Linked DNA regions of Homo sapiens: regions 2 and 3 are each linked to region 1. The links are chromatin loops, found by intact Hi-C in ENCODE. Cell type or tissue: mammary epithelial cell. All regions are shown on one strand.

The links. Hi-C counts contacts between places; a loop is a spot of excess contacts. Peaks named below come from ENCODE experiments on the same cell type or tissue, not always from the same donor. Only the 100,000 strongest peaks of a DNase experiment are listed, where the experiment ranks them.
Region 2: it touches region 1 in a loop (6-fold over the local background); 5 of 110 quality-filtered maps call a loop at or near these places.
Region 3: it touches region 1 in a loop (3-fold over the local background); 3 of 110 quality-filtered maps call a loop at or near these places.

What each region holds. Positions count from the first base shown.
Region 1 is chr9:21,680,137-21,688,136 of GRCh38, forward strand. No RefSeq gene overlaps it. Among named protein-coding and RNA genes, the nearest start is that of MTAP, 120 kb to the right of the region's middle. RefSeq lists an enhancer at 4,349-5,548. In mammary epithelial cell, no CTCF peak of the experiment used is centred here; DNase peaks (open chromatin) are centred at 1,595, 2,995 and 4,895; H3K27ac peaks cover 7,944 bases.
Region 2 is chr9:21,612,969-21,620,968 of GRCh38, forward strand. No RefSeq gene overlaps it. Among named protein-coding and RNA genes, the nearest start is that of MIR31HG, 57 kb to the left of the region's middle. In mammary epithelial cell, no CTCF peak of the experiment used is centred here; a DNase peak (open chromatin) is centred at 3,303; H3K27ac peaks cover 1,899 bases.
Region 3 is chr9:21,501,620-21,509,619 of GRCh38, forward strand. All of the region lies in intron 1 of MIR31HG (MIR31 host gene), which reads right to left. Among named protein-coding and RNA genes, the nearest start is that of MIR31, 6.6 kb to the right of the region's middle. RefSeq lists an enhancer at 3,223-3,758. In mammary epithelial cell, no CTCF peak of the experiment used is centred here; DNase peaks (open chromatin) are centred at 4,002 and 5,422; H3K27ac peaks cover 732 bases.

The sequences.
Region 1 (8,000 bases):
TATACTTCTTTGCAGCAAAAATATAAAAGAAATATAATTTTTTAATTTCCTAACAGGTTGTAAATGTTAAAAAATATTTCTTCTGTAATATTACAAGTATTAGTAGTAAGCATGTATTAATAATGTATCAAAATACATTCTATTATTGAATCATTTAATATAACTAATTAAAATATTAAAATATTGATAAGTATACATTAAATCTAAAAGAACAAAATTATCTCTTAACGGGTTTTGGTTTTTCCCTCATAGATCTGTATCTGAATGCTACTTATTGCTAGAATAAGTTAGAGTTTGATATTACTTCTATTCTTGTCATTTTAACTGAGGTAAACGCTAAAACAAACAAACAAAACCTTTATTTATGAATGAGAATGAAAACACTTTTTAATTACAGTTATGACGTTTAATTCTTGGACCTTTATACAACTTTTGTGCCAAAAATTACTGTCAATGCAAAAGTATTTTTAAAGATCTATCAGCGAAAAATTTGTTTAGCCCTTCTTCATTTTAGCAGAAGGCAAAGAATTAGAGCCCCCCTGTGATTTGTTACCCAGACATGAAACTCTCCCTCTTCCACGCCTACACCAGCTGAAGTGTTTTTCCCTCCAAGACAATGCTTCATATTAAGATTCCAGGTGGAGGAAAAGCATGGCTTCTTTGTAACTACAGACCGTTTTTTAGGAAAGAATTCACAGGATACGTGTGGCTGTGAAAACATCCTTAACATTATCCATGCCCTTAGAAAGTCTTTGTGAACCTCCATATAAGTACTTTTGTTGAGGACCACTGTCTTGCATCTGTGGCACTTGGTGACCTAAGAAGTATTAAAGAAAAAATAAATAGGAAGATGGGCTGTTTTCACTGCATGCCTACTGATGGTTTTTCTGTAACAGTTTGTGATTATTTCTTAAAACCTGACAAATAGATAAGAAACACAAGTCAGTGTGCTACACCAAGAAAGGCCTGGATTTAAGAATCCGAAAGCATGGTTTCAACTATTAGCTATATTCCTAATTGGCCTCTGGAAAACTTCACTACATTTCTCTGGGCCTCAGTTTTCTCATTTGAAGCCTGGGACAGTGTTTCCGAAAGCTAACTGAGATGATTTTAAGTGGTGTATGTCCAAACTTGACTTGATACACATTTCTTTTATTATTTATCAGGAAAAAATAGTCAATCTACTAAGTCCATGATCCTTGAATATAGTTTTTTAGAAGGTATCTAAAGGATATTTTAGTTTTTTAAAAAAATAATCTATTTAGAAAAAATATTAAATAACTAGATATGTTAAAATTCATGTGTAGGAATTAATGAAGTTTGTGAAAAACTAGAAGACTTACAATTTCCATGGTTCTGTCAAGATCTAGCATTATATAATTCTATAAAAAACATTTGGAAGGAAAAAAAAGAAAGGGAGAAAACAAGGAAGGAAGAGGGAGAGGAAGGGAGAAAGGACTTTAAGAAGGCTATGTATTTCTAGGTAGACTTGTAAAACCTCATAGTCATGGATGGCAAATAGCATCCCACGCAAGAAAGTTCAAAAGGCAAGTTCAGGCAAATTATTCATTTAAGCATTAATGAATAGATGTTTTAAAGGCAGAATACCAATTATGCGAATCAGCCTTTCTTAACTCTCTGAGCTTGAGCTAAAAATCTTCACGATGTCTATATAGCCAAGTGATGAGGAAATCTGAGTAATTACCCAGGAAAGGCAAGCAAATAAAACTTAACCACAAGGCTCAGAGGACTGAGTTACATGCCTACATAGGCTGTCTTTACTGATAGAATTATTCAGGTAATCTAATAACCCCCTTATCACATGGCCTATGTTGCCACAGCCAATTCCTAATGCCAGACTTTTAGTCAGGATAGCTTACGGAGAATAAATGTTCTGCAAATAGTGTAGGTTTTTCCAGGTTAGTAAAGAAATTCAACTTTTCAAAAAGGTTATCCACTACTCAGAGACAAAGAATAGACTGAATTAATGAGTATTCGTATAAGCAATTTCCTAAGCCTTATAGATTTAGAATATGTGTAAATGCATCCAGCTAGCAATATTAGGATATTTTTAGCTTCATTTTTTTAGTAATATATTAAGAGCAAACTCCAGCTTTCCTTCTTGTTCCTTCTTGTGTCCTAATCCTTAAGATCAATAAAACGAAAGTTGTTCAGTCAAATAAAAATATTTAGTGTGTACATGCACAGAGGCACACACACACATACATACACACATGAACACAGGTACACATAAACACCACCAAACAAAATTTATGTTAGAATTGCTTCAATTAAAGAATAAATCAATCCAAGAAGCGTATGAGAAACATTATCTCAGCTATGCCCTAAGCTAATTCCTTTTTTGTCCTCTTGTCTTATATTCTAACAAAGGAAAGTCACTCTATTTGGCCTAGTCTACAGTGTTTCTCAGGCTCTAAGTGCCTTTTCTCCAAATAACCATAGTAACTCTATATTTGTTGTTTTACTAAGCATTTTTCCACCCATTTTCTGTATTAAATATAACAGCCTTATGGGATAGGAACACCTAAAGAAGAACCGGACAGTTTCTCTGAGCATTTCCTTTTGCTAGAAAAGTTTAGAATAATAAGAAAGCAACACTAATAACAGCTGCCATTTATTAAACACTTATTACTACTGAGGAGTTTTTAAGCACAAAAATATTTCTTATTCCTCACAACATTGAAAAGAGATATTACTTTATTTTATAGATCAGTAAGATGCTCTGAGGTTGACATTCTCAGGGTTATACACACAGTAGTGGCAGAATTGGGGACTGAACCTAAATTGATATTTTCGTGAAACCAGAAGGACTTTCTTCTATTTCACCCCACTCCCTTACTAATGGTTCTCACTTAATGTTTGTTGAGTGAAACCTAATACTCAGACATGCTCTTTTCAAATGAGCTCAATAGCAGATGTCTGTTCAAATCCCTTAGGTAATTAGAAGTAGAAATGGTTGGAAATTTCCCAATTGACTATGAGTAATAGTGAGGCCATCTGGGTAATATATAAACCCATTCACACCAATTCTTCTCCAAATGCCCCAGAAGCATTATTACTTAGCAGAGCAGGCCAAAGAAGGTTAACCGGCTGCTTTAAAGGAAAGGTGGGGAAAGAGGAGCTTTGCTCTAACATGGTCAGGTCATTCTACTGCCAGTACCATCCTGGAAGGGTCTGGTTTCAACAGGTGTCAGTCCAGGGACTATTACAAAGAAGGAAACGGAAAAATAGGGCAGCACACACTTTTTAAAAAGTCTTTCCTTATTTATTCGTAAGTTGAAAGGAGAGAGTGATGGCAGAATGTGAGTGTAGTATATTAAGATATGAAATACAACAGCTGAATGAGTAGAGTGTTTTCACTGTTCTGGTAAGAATGAAATACATGGGTATATTCAAACTAAATGCTCTTATATATGCATTTCAAACTGGTATTGCTCAATATAAAGATATATGATGAAATGATAAAATTCATGCCAATAATTTAAATTAAAATCTTCTTTATTTAGAACATTAAATAGCAAATAAAACACCATAAGAAGCTGAAGAGGGTCTGTCAAAGGAAGACCACCAATCTACCACCAGGAGTCGATTTCAGTTCCCCTAAATATCCAAGCATGAGGGAATGCTGGCAATGTGAACGTTCAATGGTAAAGTATCTGAGGATTTTGCAGATGCAGGTTGTCAAACTCATCATTAATGGAAGTAATCAAGAGCTCTAAGCATCCTTTTTCTTTTCCATAAGTTCCAGGGTGCATGTGCATACATTCTAAATGCTGGTCTGTTAAACCGATGTGCAAATTTTCAAGGACTATGCCAAAAGATAATAGCAGCAAGCCCACATTCAAATGCTGGAGAAAAGGAATGGGCTCATGACAATGAGCAAGTTAGATAATGCTTACAAATCACACTCGGGAGGCATTTTCTTCATGTTCACAGAATCTGTAAAATCCCTTTGCAGCAGAGTATGGCATGTTTTATTTTTTTCTTTTTCCAAGTTAGGTAACAAGTTTAGAATATATCTAAAATTTATTGGATACTAATTGTGTCCTAGGGTCTCTGTTTAGAACATTTATTTGCACTGTCTTATTTAATCCTTACAACAAGCTTATGAGGAAAATTTCATTATTACTCTATGTATTACATGAGGAAGCTGAAGATTAAGGAAGTCAACCGTCAATAGCCATGTAGCTATTAAGTGGGCCTCTGAGATTCTAGAACAGATCAATCTGACTCCAGACTCCTTTACCACACACTGCATTATTTGATAAGAACGTAAGGGAGTTGCCCAGAGCATCTAATCTCAAACCTATCTCTATTAATTCCAAAGTCCTTTATTTTTCCATGCCCACATTCTCCTCTATATTGAATCTTGTAGTGGATTTTATTAAATGAAGTGTGGATTTTCCCTCTCTAAGAATGTCTACAGTGAAGTTATTTACCACAAGATGGTTTTCATCCAGACAGAGGTATATCTAACACGAATAAATATTTTCTGAGCATTTACCATCTGCCCCACACTACAGTAACACTGTCGAGTTCACTGAAATGAACCTGATGGCTTCTGTGATTCCAGGCAGCAACATGTTTCTCTAAATCCAATGAAAATAGGAACTTATAACATCTTCAGCTTACATATTTACTGTTAACACGAAGGGGGAAATAAAATGATTTCATTTCCCTTTCGCTGTTTGAGGAGCAGTAAAGCCCAGCTTCTTGACTTTGAGTCATACACCTTGAATGGTAGGTTGGGCAAACTGGTGGTCACCTTCAGGTCCCAACCTGTAGAGCAACCCACCTTGGAAAGCCTCATCATTCAGGGAGGTAAGTGTGCCAGGCTCCACAAACCTGGACTTGCTGGTGAAAAGTCTCTCCAGCCAAGAACAGCACAGCCAGGAAAGGGTAGTGGGAGGTAGAAAGCAAGCTCAGAGCTGGCAAGTGGACAGAATGAGTCACCTCTTTGATGTGGAGTGGTTATTCCAAACACAGCAAAGGTGAGCAAGCATTTCCTTCCTCTGACTACCCTAACTACAGCGGCAACAGCCCCTTAATGTAGGAAACTGAGTCACAGGCTAGGAAGGTTTCAGAGATGCAGGAGGAAAATTGCTAGACTATACTGTAATACCAATCTTACTAAGATAAATTTAGTGTCAGCCTGGTAAAATATCATTCTGCCTTATTTGCATAAACTAATTTTCCCTTGTTTCCACAACCTTTCCTCATTGCTCCCTATTCTTAGTAGGGATGCCAGTTAAGAAATGTACACATAGAGCAAGACCTTTCAGCAGAATTAACTCTTTAAAGGAATCAGTGAATGTGAGTGAAAAGAAGACTGGGATTGTCTTATTAAGAGAATGAAAACGCCGTAAAAAAAAAAAGGTTGTTAAACCCACTGGTGGTTCTGGGAGTGGCTGGTTCTTTCATAAGAACAGTTTGGTATACTGGGTCATGCTAGAATTCGCCTGCCTCAGCCTAAATGGATTGAGTCCATTTGCAGAAAACAGAGGAAAAGTACGCTGTTTCCACTGGTTTCAACTTGGAGCAGGATTGTCTGTTGGTGTCTCAGCATGGGGCCTTCTTCACTCTCCCTGGAAGCAAGGCCCAGAAACATAAAGGCTATGTTTTCTAGACTCCTTGTAAGTAGTGCTCTGATTTAGGGTCTTCTAACGAGAGACACTTGCACGAGAAGGTGGAAGAGAAGGCACTGTTATTGCTCTGGAGTTAGTGAGCAGGTACAGGGTCACTGGCAGATAGCAGATCTGAGGTTTTGCCAGTGACTTTTGGGGGTCTGCCTGAAAATCACCTACTTAGGTGCTTCAGACAACTGAGACAGGTGATGAAGGTCCCCTGCAACTCCTGCCTTACCTGATTTCCTGAATACTTGTGGCAGTTTCCCTGATTTTCTTGTCTTACAATGTTTTGTAAACCCTAAATTAAATTTCCTGATTGAATAGCTAAAGAGGTTTCTGTTTTAGACTAAACCCTACTTGTCACATACTTCGAAGGGGCAAAGAATATATCCAAATAATTCACCTTTCATAAATTATTAAGAATCTATTTTTATGTAAGAATTCATCTTTTTCAAACGTTTATATTTTCATTATGTACCAATTCTTGTGGCAATGACTTACAAAATTTACTATGGAGTCATGAAATGTATTTCATGCTTCTCATGACATCTGTTGTATATTAACATATGTTCATCTATCCTATGTCCTTGAAGAGTGCTATATGTTTGGTCTGTTCTTATGTCAGAGAACACAAAAATACACACACCCACAACCTGAATTTTAGTTTGTAAATTTAGTGGCTTTGTCTGAAGCTTTTCTGAGCAAAGAGTAGAAGGAGAGAGAGAAATGACCTGAATTCTTAAGAATAGCATCCAAAATTTTGACTCATATAGGCCAGAGTAAAGGGGAAAGGTGAGTCTTTCAGAGAAAACATAATCTTCGTGAATTAACTTTTTTCCTTCACAAAGATCAGGCTTAATCTTTGCTCCCTCTTGCCTCTCTCATATTTATTTTCATTTCCCAATCAGCAAAGGAAATATGCTTAATTTTAGACTTAACCTGAAGCTCAACATTGTGGGTAAGGGGACTTGTTCTGAGCAGTTTAAATTCTAAGGCCTCATGATTATTGAATAAACACTGAATGAAAATAGAGCGACTAAAATATCATGAGATTAATAAGTTTGACATGATTGTGTACGCTTTAGTTTGCTTATGTAGGACATTATAACTGAAAGAAATGCTCTGCAATTTTGTGGATGATGTCATTTGATTATTTGACTTTCCTAGAAAGGAATAATTTAGATGTTCACTGCCCAAACTATATCATCTCTCTTTCCTTCAGGGTGTGCTATAAGATTTTCAGTGTAAATAAGATGTCAAAAATTGGAAGCCCAAACCACAGAACAAAGATGGCTTGCAGATTCATCTATGTATTCAGTCCTTCATTTAAAAAATCATTAATGAAGTTTCTACTATATGCCAGCCTCTGTTCTAGGCACTGGGGACATAGCCATGAGCAAAATAAACTAAAATCTCTGTCTTCGAGTAGTTTACATTCTATTGTTGGAAGAGATAGAAAACAAATCCAATAAATAAAATTCATAATATTAGAGGAAGACAAGTGTTTTTGAACAAAATCAAGTTGGGAGGAAGTGTGGGGAGAGGATACGATTTCAAATAGGGTGGTCAAGGAAGGTCTCACTGAGGTGAAGACATTTAATAAAAGACATGAAGGAGATGAAGGAATGAGCTATGTGGCTATGTAGGGAAAGGGTGCTCCTGATGAGGAAAGTGCTGGTGCAGTGGCCTTGAGACAGGAGAGTGCACTGCACAGCTCAGGAACAGCTGGGTCAATGTGGTGGTGACAGAGGGAGTGAGAGATTGGTAGGAGGCTTGTAGGAAGGAGGTTAGAGAAGTAGCAAACACCTGTTTGTAGCCATTATGAAGACTTGGGAAATGTGTTCTGCTAATCCAAACACAGTTTAAAAGTAATGTATTTTATAACATCTGATTTCTGATACCCCTAAGATTTGGCATTACTACATTGTACATTACCACATTATGACAACAAAGCTGAGCAGTAGTTGCCCCTTGATATGGTTTCAGGGCTTTCCAGTACTTCTTTTTTTTTTTTTTAAGACAAGATCACACTCTGTCACTCAGACTGGAGTGCAATGGCACAATCTCAGCTCACTACAACCTCCGCCTCTCAGGCTCAAGCCATCCTCCCTTCTCAGCCTCTTGAGTACCTGGGACTACAGGTGCATGTCACTACACCTGGCTAATTTTCGTATTTTCCATAGAGATAGGGTTTCACCATGTTGCCCAGGCTGGTTTTGAACTCCTGGGCTCAAGCAATTTGCCGGGCTCAAGCGATTTGCCTGCCTCAGCCTCTCAAAGTGCTGGGATTACAGGCATGAGCCACCGTGCCCGGCCTCCAGTGCTTCCTATTTCCGATATTCTCACACTTGG
Region 2 (8,000 bases), 67 kb before region 1:
GAATGAAGCCTTAGAGACTACCTGGTACTATCTGTCACTTTACAGAAAGAAAATGGGTAGCTCCTAATTGAGTAACTCCAGGTCATTCCCCTCATTAGAAGTAGAGGCAGAGAAGCAGGATCCCTCATTCTGCACCTTCCATTAAGCCAAACTGACTTTTCTTTTCTTTTTTTTTTTTTTTTTTTGAGACAGAGTCTGGCTCTGTCACCCAGGCTGGAGTGCAGTGGCGCAACCTCAGCTTACTGCAACATCCGCCTCAGGAGTTCAAGTGATTCTCCTGCCTCAGCCTCCAGAGTAGCTGGGATTACAGGCGCCCACCACCACGCTTGGCTAATTTTTGTGTTTTTAGTAGAGAGGCGGTTTCGTCATGCTGCCAGGCCTGTCTCAAACTCCTGACTTCAAGTGATTTGCCCCCTCGGCTTCCCAAAGTGCTGGGATTTCAGGTGTGAACCACTGCTCCCAGCCCCACACTGTCTTTTAGGGCTCCTTTTCAATCTAGGATGTCACAATCCTGAGCAAACTCTATCAGGACCATAAGTGTTGAAAGAAATAAAACATTCTTGAGTTTTTAACATTGTAAAGACTAGTGTAGATGGCATAAATGTTCATTGAGACCTTAAGTTCAATCAGGTATAGTTATGCTTTGATATTAATGTCCATATATTTGTCTCCTGCCAAAATAATTATTTTATAGTTATAGCAATTTAAGAAAGTTTCAATGCAATGTAAATAGACATTTAAAATATGTAGAGAGCACTCTGATTCCCAAATTCATTATGAATGACACATGAACAGTGTAAGGGAAGCTTAATTTCACCTTTTTTTCTTATTTAAGAACTCACACAAATTTCATTACAAATAGAAAAGTCAATATTAAGTTGAATTTTCCATACAAGTAGATTTGTAATGGAAAAAGGAGATAGGCGCAACAAACTAACTCCGTATGAAATTTAGAAGGTTGGTTGGAAAAGCCCGTGGCTAATTTTCAGGAGAGGATCAATTCCATTCTGATTTTAGTGAATGATGTGTAATTATCCTTTTCCTTAGATTTCAATTGAAAATTTCTTTTCTTCTTTAGTTCTTAAATCTGCCTTTAGTTATTTGACACAGTACATTTGAAGTAAACATGTAAAGTATACTCAGGGATAAAAAATATAAATTATTTTCCCCATCATAATTCTGTGAATTTGTGTTCATAGATCTGCATAAATTACATACCTTTCTGAAATTTTCTGATGCAATTTAAAAAACAACCTTCTTTTGAGATACTTCTTTTTCTGATTGTTTCTTATCCAATTTTCATTTTTTCTAATTTTTCCAATGATAGGATTCTTTCATATACATTTTTTTCTTTGTAGACACAGGGTTTTGCTTTGTCATCCTGGACAAAGTGTCATCTTGGAGTGTAGTGGCACAATTATAGCTCACTGCAGCCTCGAACTCCTGGGCTCAAGTGATCCTCCCATCTCAGCCTCTAGAATATATGTAACTACAGGTGCTGGCCACCACACCTGGCTTAATTTTTCCAATGACATCAGAGAAGAGAGAGGAAAAACAGGAAGTGAAACAGACAGACAGACTTGGGAATATACGTAAAGGTTATTGTTTTTGTTGGTTTGTTTGTTTGTCATCAGTGTTAACATCAAAATTGATAAGCCATATCGACAGCATATACCCTTTATGTGACTAGAATAGTGCTCTACCTCTGTGGTCTTTTTTCCAAAAGCACATAATCCCCACCTAATCACAAGAAAACCATCAGCCAAATCTCAGTGAAAGAAGTTCTACAAAATGCCTGACCATAATCCTCAAAACTGCCAAGGTCATTGAAAATTAAGAAAGTCAGGGAAACAGGAGCCTATGGAAAGATGACTATTAAATGTAATGTGGTATCCTGGATGGGAATCTGGAACAGAACAAGAATACCAGGAAAAAAATGAGAACAACTTGATAAAATGTGGACTTTAGTTAATAAAAATTATCAACATTGGTTCATGAATTGTGACAAATTATCTCACATTACCATACTAATGTAAGATCTTAACAATAGGGGAAATTGGATGTGAGTATATGGGAACTCTCTGAGCTATCTTTCAATAATTCTGTTAATCTGAAACTGCTCCAAAATGTACAGTTTATTTTCTATAAGAAGCATATTAGCATCCCTGTATAGAGGAAGAGGAGGGGGAGGGCATTCTAGCAGAAGTTACAGCCTATGCAAAGGCATCCACGATATCACCTAGCCCATGGCTCCTCCCCTTCCATTTTACCTTTGAAGGAATCTAGACCCAGAGTCCTCAATATTCTATTCCTTAGCTCCCCCTATTCCAATGCAAATGGAATCAGTGAAAGAACAATGGAGTTGGGAGATGGAAATCTGGGTTTCAGTTCTGTTTCTCCCACTTCCTAACCATAAGACCTTGAGCAAAGTGCTTATAGTCTTTAAACAGGTTTTTGTTTTGTTTTGTTTTGCTTTTTATAGAACTAACAACTCCTGCTTAATTAGTGAGACTGTTGCAAGGATCAAAAGAGAAAACAGATGTGAAAAAACAAGTGAAAGCTGTGATTATTTTCATTTCCCACATCCTGATTGCTCTATCAATCCCCCTCCCACTCAAACCCCAGTGACAACTTTTAGTTACACTCGTTGGCTCTGCAGGCTCTGGGAAGGAAAGCTTATCTTAAGTTCCCAGACTAAAGGCCCATGTGCCAGGTAGTTGGCTGTTTCTTTGTTGATTAGCCTCAGAGTGATGCTGCAATGGGTAAAATGGTAGCAGGAGCAATGAGGAATAATGAGTTTCATCCTAGGCGTCACTTGTTCGCACCCGCTAGCCTAGGAGATGATTATACTAGAGGGATTTGATGCAAGCATAGGTCAGAAAAACAGAGTTCAAAACACACACACCATCTTTTGCTGCATCAGTTAGTATCTCTATATTTCAGTTTTCTCATCCAAAAAATGTGGATTATATTTTCTACTCTACATACTTCCCATAATACCCTAAATTTATTATAGAAAATACCACATATTAAAATTATCCCCTCACCAGTGTCTCTAAAATAAGATTACAATTTCCCTCATATCATAAAGCAGTTCTTGTTTATAGTTATATACTCAGTATTTGGTATATATTAGATGTTAAACAAATGACTGGTAAATTTAAAATTGGAAATTCTATGTGTCAGATTTCATATCCATGACTAACTCCATTACCTCATATAACCTTTGGAATCACTCGGGGGTGGAGGTAGTGGGGTGAATTAATATGCTCATTTTACAACTCAGGTTCTGAGAAGTGACCAAGTACAGGCTTCCACCCCAGGCCCTGGCTCTTGCAAATCTGAATACCCACGTCTGGAATGCTCTGCTCCCAGACGTCATAGCAGTTCACTCTCTCACCTCTTACAAGTTTTTACAGAAATGTCACTTTCTCCTTGAGGGCTTCTCTAACCAGTCTATGTAAAATTTCAAATCTTATTCTTACCCACAACTCCCTCTTTCAAAGCCTGCTTTATTTTTGTCTATAGCAATTATTATACTCTGATTTCCTAATAGCCTACTTTTAAATTTTGTTTACGATCTGCCTTCCCACTTCCCCTTTACATACACAGAGTCAGAATGTAACCATCATCAGGCCAGGAATTTTTTCCTGTTTTGTTTACAGATGAATCCCCAGGACTTAGAAGAGTGCCTGGCACATTGAATGAATGAATACATGCATGCATGAGTGAATGAATGGGCGTCGAGACCTGGGCTCTATGTTATATTCAGTTCTATCATTTTATATCAAGAGGGTTCTGCACAGTAAATAAGAGATTTTTAAATAAAGTGATCTCATATCTTTGTTGGGTTTTGTTGATATGATTGTTTTATTTATTTTATTTTTATTTTTATTTTTTTTGAGACAGAGTCTCGCTTTGTCACCCAGGCTGGAGTGCAGTGGCGCGATCTCAGCTCACTGCAAGCAAGCTCCGCCTCCCGGGTTCAGCCATTCTCCTGCTTCAGCCTCCCCAGTAGCTGGGACTACAGGCGCCTGCCACCACGCCCGGCTAATTTTTTTGTATTTTCAGTAGAGACGGAGTTTCACTGTGTTAGCCAGGATGGTCTCGATCTCCTGACCTTGTGATCCGCCCGCCTCGGCCTCCCAAAGTGCTAGGATTACAGGAGTGAGCCACCACTCCCGGCCTGTTTTATTTATCTTTTTAATGACACTTAGATTCGTTTGTTAGAGATTAGGAGTACTACTTGGAATTCAAGAAGCTCTTGTAGCCCCTGAATAAAATTTTATCTGTCGAAGCTAAGTCATGGAGAAGGAATTAAAACAGAACCAGAGAAGTTTCTTTATTACATCTTTAAAGAACCACTTGCTTACAAAATTCCATTTATGCTAAGAAAACACACACAGGTACACACACATACACACAGGATGAGAATGATGGGGGCGGAATAATTTTAAATCTCAAAAGATTAATGACAGGGAAGTGGGACCTGAAGTTTCGAAGGATGATTAAAAAAAGAATTATTTTCTACACAGGTATTTCTTCTTTTGACTGTATTAGCTAAAGAATTTTATTTATTTACTTTTGTTCTTTTTTTTTTTTTTTGCAATTTTGTTACATGCATAGATTGCATGTTGGTCAAGCCAGGCTTTTTAGGGTATTCAGCACCTGAATAACATACATTGTACCCATTAACTAATTTCTTATTCTGAACACTCAACTTGTGTTTGGTATTCTAAAATAAAAATAAGTAAGCCTTGGAGAACCAAATAAATTGTTAGCTATAAAAGTATCCTTATGAAATAATTTATGTTCCTTTTTAATGACTTTTCACTCTAATATTTCTTAGAAGTGCTCTTGTAAATGTCTAATGTATCCACAGGCTGTCGTCTTATTGGTCAAGGCAAAGTAACGACTTTGCCTATTTTACGCTTGTCTGTAGTACTTCAAAATTACCTTTTCATATCCATGAACTTGAGTCAATTCTGGAGGATTTTAAAGAATTTGGTGCATTTAAATATACCATTCAATTAAATTGCTTGAGTTTTTGTTTGTGTATCTATGTTCCTGAAGGTGATTCTATTTAAATTATTAAATTGCTGTAACAAATTTTTTAAAACTTATACAAAAGTGCTTTAGGATTACAGGTGGCTCACTGCTGTAATCCTAGCACTTTGGGAGGCCGAGGCGGGCGGATCACGAGGTCAGGAGATCGAGACTAATTTTCTTTAAATTCTAACTTTATTCACACGAGTCTTTCAAGTGCAGACTGGGAATGATTGAAGAAAAGCTTAGTGCATAGGCCAGTTGTTCTCATTTTAAGAATCACACAGGAATCCTGTAAAAATGGAGATTCTTTCTGAAGCCATATTAGACTATAAGCTCCGCAAGAGTAAGGATTTGTCGTTTTGTTCACTGCAGTATCCTCAGCACCTACAGTACCTGGAACATAACAGGTACTCAATAAATAATAGTGAATAAATGAATGAAAATCTAGTATGAAGACATCATGGGAACTTGCACCTTTAAAATTCCCTTTAGTGCTTCTGTTGTAGGGGGTCCTCCTGACCCAATCACAACTGAGAAACTTTATATTTTCTAATTATTCATCACTGTACAGATGTCATCACTATAGTGGGATTCTTTGCTACTTAATAGTTGTACTACTTTCTTGACTTTTCATTCCAAACATTTTTATTGCTAGATATAATATAGAGATAACTTAAATGTCAGCTTAGAAAACTATTATAAAGCAAAAAGCTGTGTAACCATTATCCAGGTCAAGAAATAGAAAGTTGCCACTTTCTAGAATCCCCACCTTGTGACCCCTCCCTTCATAATACCCTCTTTTTCTCTTAAGAGAATCACAACCATGACTTTGCTGATACTCGAATTCTTGCTTTTCTTTACTCTTTTCTCATCTAAACATACATCCCTAAGTACAATAGTTTAGTTTTGTTCATATATAAGTGGAATCATACAGTTTATATTTTTGTGTCTGACTTTTTTTACTCAATGTATGTAAGAGCAATTCATCTAGGTTGCTGTGAATGTCTGTGTTTATTAATTTTTTGCTGTTTGTAGTTCCAGTGTACAGAAGAGTTAATCCAAATGACCTTATCATCATTACTACAAGGGGAAGTCAGATTGAGTTTCCTTACCTTTTCATCAGCAAGGGAGAATATAAATATAAATATAGGTGATTTAGATATATAGATACCATACAAGCATGGTATATATACATCTGTACTTTAAGAGAGCATACCCGGTAAAGAAGTTGCATATATCAAGTAACAATTTCATCAGTTTGTGTTAATCGAAGTATATAAACCTGCTACTCAGAGCCTCCAAGTGAATTGAGTTGATAAAGGCTCTCTGCCTCTTACACTTCGGGTCACAGAGCCCAGGGAGAGTGTAGAGCCTAATGAAGAGTGTGGGCTTTAGAGTCAGGCTATCTGGGCTGGATCACTGTCTCTTTCATTACCATCTGTGTGCCCCAGGGCTACTTACTTACTCTTCATGAATCTTGGTTTTCTTGTGTATAAAGGAGGGATTTTAATAATAGTTACTTCATAGGATTGTTGCAGTAATTAAAAAAAGATAGTGTCTGAGCAGCACTTGATTAATATTGGGTACTCACCATGTGATAGGCCTGTCTCTAAAGACTTCTAACAGCCTTATGTGTAATTATTTCATTTAATTCTCCCTTAACTGAGAGATCCACAAAGGAAATGTTGGAAATGCAAATATATGAAAGACCAATACAACATGACGTCTGGATTTCTAAGATGCAATACATTTTATTCTAATTCTTCTGTGCATTTAAAAATAGCACAGAATAACCCCTAAAAGTGAGTTCTAAAAGGTATTTAAAGGAATACTTGTGAGGAATGCTATTTTTTAATGTCTTTATTTTTAATGAACAATGACTCATTTCATAAATAAAATTGTCTCTTTCTCTAGTTGTTTCCTCTGAACAAAGAAGGCTTATGTTATAAAGCAGAATTATGCTAGATTAAGAGCTTCTTTACCTTTTTCTGGAAAACTATATGTTGTAAGTCTGGAGGAATATATTAATGAGGAAATGAACCTCAAATGAGAGCTATGATAATATGAAAAAGATTTTAGTTATAATAATGATTGTTAACACTGATTAGTTGCTCATGTTTGTATAGTAACACTAAGCACTGAAGTAAGTACATGTGATGAGACGAGGTTTTGAGATAGTAATTTTTGTTTTCCTCTGTATGTCTCTCTTTTCTTTCACCTGATTTAATTAGAAAGTCAAAGCAGAAGGAGAAATGTGGGTCAGGGGAGTGAAGGGTCTCAGCAATAACCAGTGTGATCCCACATCCCCTCCCTCCTTCCCAAACAACTGGCTATTGTCTGAGAGTCTGGAACTGTGCTATCCAATACGTTAGCCATGAGCCACATGTGCTATTGAGCACAAGAAATGTGACTAGTCTGAATTGCAATGTGCTAAGAATGTAAAATACATACCAGCCTTCAATGACTTCATACAAAACAATTAATGTAAAACACGTCATTAATTTTTGATATTGATTATATGCTTAATTGATCATATTTAAATATATTGAGTTAAATAAAATATATCATCAAAATTAAATTCATGTGTTTTTTCTAAGTTTTTGAAATGTGTCTTCTAGAAAATTTAAAGTTACATATACAACTCACCTTATATATCTATTAAGAACAGTGGTCTAGAACTTGGAACAACCCTGAGAGTAGAGGGGCAATCTACAAAGGGCTGAGGTTAATTTACAAAACAGCCAGGTGGAGTGGGAGGTCTAAAAACAAATTAAATTGAGTTATTAAAATAAATATCTACCTCTGACATGCCTCAGTTTTGGGGCTGATATTTATAACTGTTGCACACAGCTGATCTTATTTAATTTTACCATAACGCTAAGAAAATATTATCTCTATTTTGAAGTTGAAGAAACCAAAACTTGGTTTAGTTAGTGCACTAAACCAAAATC
Region 3 (8,000 bases), 180 kb before region 1:
CATATGTGCATGGTACAGGATAAGTGTGGTAGGAAGCCAAGGGCATTAAAAGAGAGGCAATAGGTACAGAGCATTTTATAATTTGTTGAGATATAAATACAGACACAAGCACTTTCTTAAAATAAAAAAGCAGTGATACATTTTCTGAAAGTCTAAAAAATTTTACATTAGACTTTACAATAGATTAATTTGTCATTTTGTTTAATTATCAGGAGGTAAATCACTAAGATCATTGGTTCTCAGATTTAATGGAACAAATATTTTGCAAGTTGAAGCTAGGTGCTTTACTGCTAAAATTAAATAAAAGCAGGCATTTTCCAATTCATACACAAGTTAATGGATACAGCTTTCTAAATTATAAGCATTTTTTTCTCATAAATTTGTCTTAAGCCATTAGTGCAGGCAATTGTTTATCTTGTCTTCTCAAGGTGGTATCTGATTTGCCTATAATATACAATTAAGGTTGTCATAGCAATACTTCATCGTGTTCTGTTAAAAGCACCATGACTCCTAGATGTTCTTTCCCTTAAAGAAGTTACAAGACAATAGACTAATACTATTGATCTATTGGCAGATGGGTAATTTCAAGCTGTGAAATAAAGAGAAAGACCAGGCATGCTTCCCCTGGGCCTCAAACAGAAATGAGGACACTGGATGTGGTCCGTGGAAATGTAGGGCATTGCATGCAAGGCAATGTGGATGTCGTTGGCTGTCTTTTCAAAGGATGACGTTCTAGTGAGTGATACACAATTAACTTCGAGACTTTTCGGGAAGTCAGTGCTGTCATTAGTTGTGCCTTATGTGTCTCCAAAAAGAAACTTGATTTTTACCTACTTGCTTTGCCTTTGAAACCTAGATTGTAAGGGTTTGAAATGATCATAAATTCTATTCACTTAATAAAAATTCTGTCAGTCATTTTAACAAATATTTACTGAGTGCCTACCAATGATAGCACTGAAACCTAGATATTCCACATTTGATTCCTTAGAGATTGGTTTTAATGTTTCATTATATCGTTTTTCTTGGCTTTCCTGAGAAGAACAAGAAGTTGCTAGTTTTTAGACTCAACTGTAATTTTGCCATGTCCTAACAGCTGCAGAAAAAAACACACATACCAAAACATATTAACAAAGAATTACAAATATTAGCTAAAGGCAAGAGAAATGCCATGGAAGACTTTGCATTATCAGCATGCTGCTTGATTACTACTTTTAAAAACAGTCCATTAATGTTTAAAAAATTAAAGAAGACTAGGATAAAGGAATGCTAAACTGATTCTGGGTACAGCCATAAAAGGCTGTTTTCAGGAGCACATGAAGACAAGCAAAAGATGAGATTAAATTAGAAATGGGATATTCATGCTATAGGTATAAAATGATTTACTGAGATATTTGGTATTACATAACTTAGGAATGAAATCAAAGTTGAAAAATCTTGGAAATTTCACAGACTATTAGACTGGATGACTTTAATCTAGAGAAATCCTTTTTATTTTCATGGCTTCTCTAACTTCTTCACTCAGCAAATCACTGAACATAAAATCCATTTGTGGTGTGTCAAAAGAACTTGACCTAAAGTTGAGCGCAAAGTGAAGAGACTCAGCCTCACATCTTCTCCAGAGTTCATCTAAAATTATTGGAAGCAATAAAATAAGAGATAGTAAAAGAGAGGGCAAACACGAAATGTTGGGAATTTACATGGGCTCTATTTAGAAAAGGTGAGGAAGAATAAAGAAAAAGAATCTTTAAAATTTAAGACTTTTTCGAATGTTAGCAATCCTAAATCTTGTTAAGTGTGTGGCTTGAAGGACAAGGCACATTATGAAAAAGAGAGAATCAATAATTGGGGTCATAATTTTTTAAATCAATACAACTATTTTAGTGTTTGTGGAAGTTCTGTTAAGATATGAGAGTAGGAAAATAATTCAAATTTTTTAAGTGTACTTAGATATATAAATACTTCTATCCAGTGATGGCATTTGGTGAGTGTAGGCAGAAAAGGCTCACATCCCTTATGAAGAGGAACTACCCCATTCATAATTCCTATGACTGAGCCAGCCACGTTGTGTAGCAGGCTGGAGGTGGTTGGACCAGAGGTGGTATATATGACCAAAGGGCTGCCTATGCGAGAAACCTATAATGAGGACTGGTCCAAAAGGAGAACTGGGCCCATCAGTTTCTCTCTTGGGAACTGTAACTGGGACAGGTAAAGACTGCTACAATTAACGGTGGGAGGTGAAGCTGAAAGGTCATGAAGTAGAGACAGATGATGGTACCCATACAATTCTCTCTAAGACAAGTCTATGGTAAGAGAAAAACGAGTAAAAAAAAGATAAAGTGAAAAAGACTCTCAGAGGGGAGCAGGGAAGCATTGAGCATAGTCATAAAGAAAATGACAGGTGAGGAAAAGAGCATACCCTTAAAGCTGCTTTGGTTCCTGACATCATCTGGTCCCAGGCCTTACAAATTCTTACACTGGACCCCTTCTCCTCAAGGTAGCCAGGGCAAGCATCTGATCCATAAAATAGAGCTAACCAGAATAGCTTATATAATAAAGCACTGCTGGAAAGCCTGAGCAGAGAAATATGTCCTCATTTATTGAAAGCAACTGCAGCATTGTGTGTGTGTGTGTGCGTGTGTGTCTGTGTGTGTGTGTGTTTACACCTTAAAAGCTGACTCCTTGGAAGTACTTTGTATATGAAACAGAACAAATGATAATTGCTATGACAGATATTCAACAAATGTGTTATATGTGCAAGGTTTTGTACTAGATACTGTGAAGATAAAAATATACAGAGAAGACATGCACTCTATCTTCAAACAATACTTAGAGGAGGATCTCTTTTTTCTCCCTCACAACCACGAATAAGCTGAAGAATAAATTCTGCCCTTTAAACACGGCAGGTGCACAATGATGTTTTACAGAAACAAATGCTTTATATGATTGAATCACATACAATGCTTTTGGGACACATAGGAAAAAAACAATTTTATTTAAGAGGATCAGGGAAGATTTCATCAAAGAAATGTAATCTTCACTGGGCATTATGGGATGGGCAGTTCTTCAGTAAAAAGAGAAACATGGAAAAATACACAAAATGGCATGACGATGTAAATGTGTGTTAGATTTTTAGAACAGTCTGCTTTGGTTAGGGCACAGGTACCTGGGAGATGCAAGAGGAAAAATGGTTTGGTGCAAATTTGTGGAGCACATTAATTATAAGGCTAAGGAGTTATGACTTTATTAAGTAAAAAAGCAAGACACTAAGATCATCAAATGTATGTTTTAGGAGGATAACTCTAGCAGACATGGAAAACAGGTTCAGATTGGGAGAAAGGCAGGAAATAGAGGCTGGGAGATGAATTAGAAGATTTTAAGCTGGCTGCTTGTGAGCTGGGTATGAACAAAGGCAATGGCAGCAGTAATGGGAAGCAGTGACTACCTGAGAGACACTGCAGAGATGTAGTCAACAGGATTTGACACATGATTAGATGGGGGGAGGAGGTGTGAGAGTAGGTGAGAAAAAAAATGAAAGGTAACATTCAGGTTCCCAATGTGAATGCTTGGCAAAGCTTTTAACCAAGATAAGACAAGAAGCCATTTAGATTGCAGTAGGATTCTGGTTTTCTAAGGATTGAGTTTGTGGTACAAATGGCACAGCCATTTGGGGGGATTTAAAAAGCAGCTAGAAAATGCAAAACTGCAGTAAAGCAGAGAAGTCTGGACTAAAAATGTTAGGTAGCACATCTTCAGTGTGTGTAAGAGCTGAAAACCAAATGGTAGATACAGATGCCCTAGGAAGAAAGAGAAATCAAGATTTAAAAGATTGGAAAACTATTGAAAATCTGCTTTAAGAGGAAGGGTGAATTCAGTGACTAGTCAGAGAGAAGACTGAGAAGACAGTTGTTAGAAATGTGATGAATAAGAGTAGTGCCATGAACATCAAAAAGGGAGCCTTGAGGGAACTAATGGTCAACAATGCGAGTGACTACTGGGTTCGCTGATGATTCAGTCATGAACACCTCACCTTTGGAAGCAGCAGTTCCAATCTAATTATGAGAACAGAGGATAGATTGTAACGGGTCATGAAGAAACAGATGCAATAAATATTAGCTCTTTTTGCTAGAAGTTAGGGCACAAAGAGAATATGATGGATGGGCCAGTAACAAAGAGGAGTGACAGCATCCAGGGAAGTTTAATTTTTAGATACACGAGAGGGCAGAAGTGAATAAACCTGTGGAGAGAATGTGAATATCCAAGAAAAAAGTTTTGTTTCATGAGACAGTGACATTAAATCCTTCAATGGCCCCTCATCTAACTTATGATATTACTTGTACTTTTCATAAGGCTTAGGAGACCTGTGTTGGGCCCCGTCCGTGTATTGCGCACCCCATTTCCTCTTTTCACCGCTATTCTCAACACTCCAGACATGTCAGTTGTTGATGTGCCAAGATTTCTAGCTTCACAGCTCTCACATATGCTGTCTGGGATACTCTTCCCCTGCCCCGCGACCCCCCCTTTTTTTTTTTTTTTTTTTTTGCCTGAACTTAAATAATATTTCTTCCTTAAAGTGGTTTTCCTTTACCACTTCCTGTCTAAATTAGGTGTCTTTGTTATGTTTCCATACACAAACAAGAAAGTCCTTCGCCATAATAATCAAACTTGCAATGGTTATCTTTTTTCTTAGACTGCAAGTCATAGAAAGGTACGGACTATGTATGGTACATGGGAGGTGCTGAATAAATACTGAATGATGAATAAATAACTGAAAAAATCTAGGTCATGGCACAGGAAGTCAGGAAAAGGCTTTCTGTGCTTCTAATAAAACTGCTAGAACTTTTATATTCAATTCAGGTAATGATGCAGAGAAGAGTTATCTAATTCAAAATAATTATAAGCACCATGTAATAACTTTGAATGTGTTACATTTAGGGAAATATGCATCTATAGACTCTAATATTTCAATTTTAATATATGGGCTTTCTCTTATTATTGGATTTGTGACCTTACCGCCAATTATATTTGCTTCCTTTGTTTTTTTTACCTCTTTTTCATTCTCAAGTACCGATTGTTTTTTCAAGTACACTAGACCTGGATCTCCTTCCCAAGATAACCTCTGTCTCTCCAAGATCCTGCAATAGCTCAACACAATTTTTTATGACAAGTCTCCAAAGTCCAATATTTGAGTTTCTTATACACGTTTTACAAATCAGGAAAGGTTTGCAAGAAGAAAGGCAGGTGAGAAAACACAGGCAGGGATCATTCTGGGTCACACAAATTCCATGAATGCTCTTCTATAAAAACTTTCAATGGCCAAGTAATTAACTTGGAATCAGCAAGTCAAATCACTCATTTTTTTGCAAAGTTCAGCAATTAGATAGAACATATTTCCAAAGAATGCAAACCACGAAGGTGGCTTGCTTCCAAGTAACTACATCATTTTCCTGTAATGCCATCCCAGTTGGTTTCCTCATGCATGCTTGATGATTCTCCTCACTATGCATCTTTTTGGACTTCCAGATTTTGACTCCTAAACTTATCAAATTAACTTTATTGACAGAAAGGGTTTCTGCTTTTGTTGGATACATGTAGATTATGTGCCTGCTCAGACAGTGTAAACTGCCACTCTTTGGTAATCTTATCTTCAAATAAGGACACACACCTGCCCTGATACTTACTCAAATACTTACTCAGATTGACTAATGAACTTATAATGAACTTTCTTATCATTTACCAACTGGGCTTTGCTCTCAAGGACATAAAAACTATGATCTTTACATCTGGGACATATCAGTAATTCTTAACAGTAAAAATATATGACCATGTATGCAGTTCATGGGCAAAGTCCATTAACACTCACTTAAAACTAATATTTTCTTCATCCAAGAGTAATAACTAAACATACTTCTTAAACTGAACCATGCATTCAAGAAACCTTAGGTAACATCTAACGTGTTATCTATAAAGTCTCCCCCAGCTACGCGACAGGAGGATCTTGCTTACCCACATTCCAATTAGATTTCCCAAAGTTTGGCTACTTGAGCAGCACTTTCACAATTTTTGTCATATTCCTTGACTATAAATGCCTTAACATTTTATTTAAATTAATTTTAAAAATATTAAAACAAATTTACTTTTAAAAGGAGATGCTGTGTATTTTTCTAATGTATATTAATATACAAAACATTATATAGAAATAAGAACATCATGTAGGTTTCAGTGAAAACTAAAAGTACTTTGGTTTTAATGCTTTGGTTTTGTTTGTTTTACAAGACAGGGTCTTGCTATGTTACTCAGGCTGGCCTTAATTCCTGGGATGCAGCCATCCTCCCACCTCAGCCTCCCAAGTAGCTGGGATTATAGGTGCATGCCACTGTTCCTCGCTTTAATATGGTTTTGAGACAAGTATTGATTCAGTAGGAAATCCATTCTAGTGGATCCAGCCAGTCTGCCCTACCTTTCTGCTTCTGCATTCCTAGATGAGATACCTGAAAGGGGATGGACTCAACAACACAAATCTCCTATCAGTCTAGCTGCTACAAATACAATGGTAAACGATTAAAATCCTACAAATTAAAACAGTATAGCCAGGCTTAGAATAAAATATTTTAATTTTTTAAAAATTTTAATCATTTCAAAAGCAAACTTTTGTAGGAGTGAAAGGAAAAACGGAGGGTTGAAAAGAATTTATAAGCCATATCTTAGAACTTTTATTTGTACAGCTTCTTACCATTCTCAAAGCAGTTTTATATACCTTACCTGATTTGAGTCTCATAATAAGCCAATAACATAAAAAGCAAGTATATGAGTCATAGAATAATTATCATTTTATTTCTAGGCTTTTAGATAGAGTAAGAGAAGCAGGACCTTTCCTCAAGATAAAACTAAAATACCACGTTTCTTCTGTTTTTGACTGGAATTATTTAGCAAATAAGTGCTTCAGGTTGGATGAGAACAAAGGTTATCTGCCTTCTATCCAGAACTCTGCTTTTTTTCTCACATTTAAGTTAGACAAAAACAACATAAAACAATAAAACACTGAAATAAATTTAAATACAATTACTAAAAAAACCCAACTTTTTTTATAAATTGTCTTCCAATTTGCTTACATAGTTTTCACAGCTGTATTTTGCTTTTCCCTCTTTTCTAATACACCATATAATCTCTTCTACTATTACCCCCAATTTACAAATAAGAAAACAGATTAAACGATCTGCCCCAACTCATGTACATGGTTACAAAATGGCAGAAATGGGACTAGGACCCAGATCTTTGTGCATTTCATTCTGACACTCCTACTACTACACTACACTACCTCATAAAGGAAAAGACATCTCAAATTTTTTAAAATCTGCAAAAATAAGAAATAGCTCAAGATATGATCCTTTAGTTTACAGAAAGACTTATCACAGTAAGAGTCCTAAAAATCTTGAAAATTCCTTCTGCATAATTCGACCTAGTCTGTAGCCGAAAAGAGCTCATATATCATTTACAATTTGACAAAAATCCTAGAGAAAGAATATTTAGAGGTAAAGGATTTGGGTCAGTATCAAGGCAATCAGAAAAGAAAAGAAAACATCTTGAAAATTATAATATGAGCCAATGGAGAAAAAAAGCATTGAAGTTAAAAACTCTGTGGAAGCGTATCACCATCACCCCATACATGGTGCAGTGAGTGCTCCTGTGAATAGTTATAAGGCTGTTTATGTAAGGCTCAGTGTAAGAAGGACAATTACAAAGCCTTTTTCCAGTTTTTCATAAGCACAGATACAGTCGGAAAGCAGGCTGCATTTAAGACCACGACCAAGTTCTATACTGGGAATTGTATAAGACTTAGGACAGTATATATATACACACACACACATATATATATTCTAGAGAATATGTATACATATATATATACATATTCTTGAGATGGAGTCTCGCTCTGTCACCCACGCTAGAGTACAGTGGCGTGATCTCAGCTCACCGCAACCTCCACCTCACTGGCTCAAGCAATT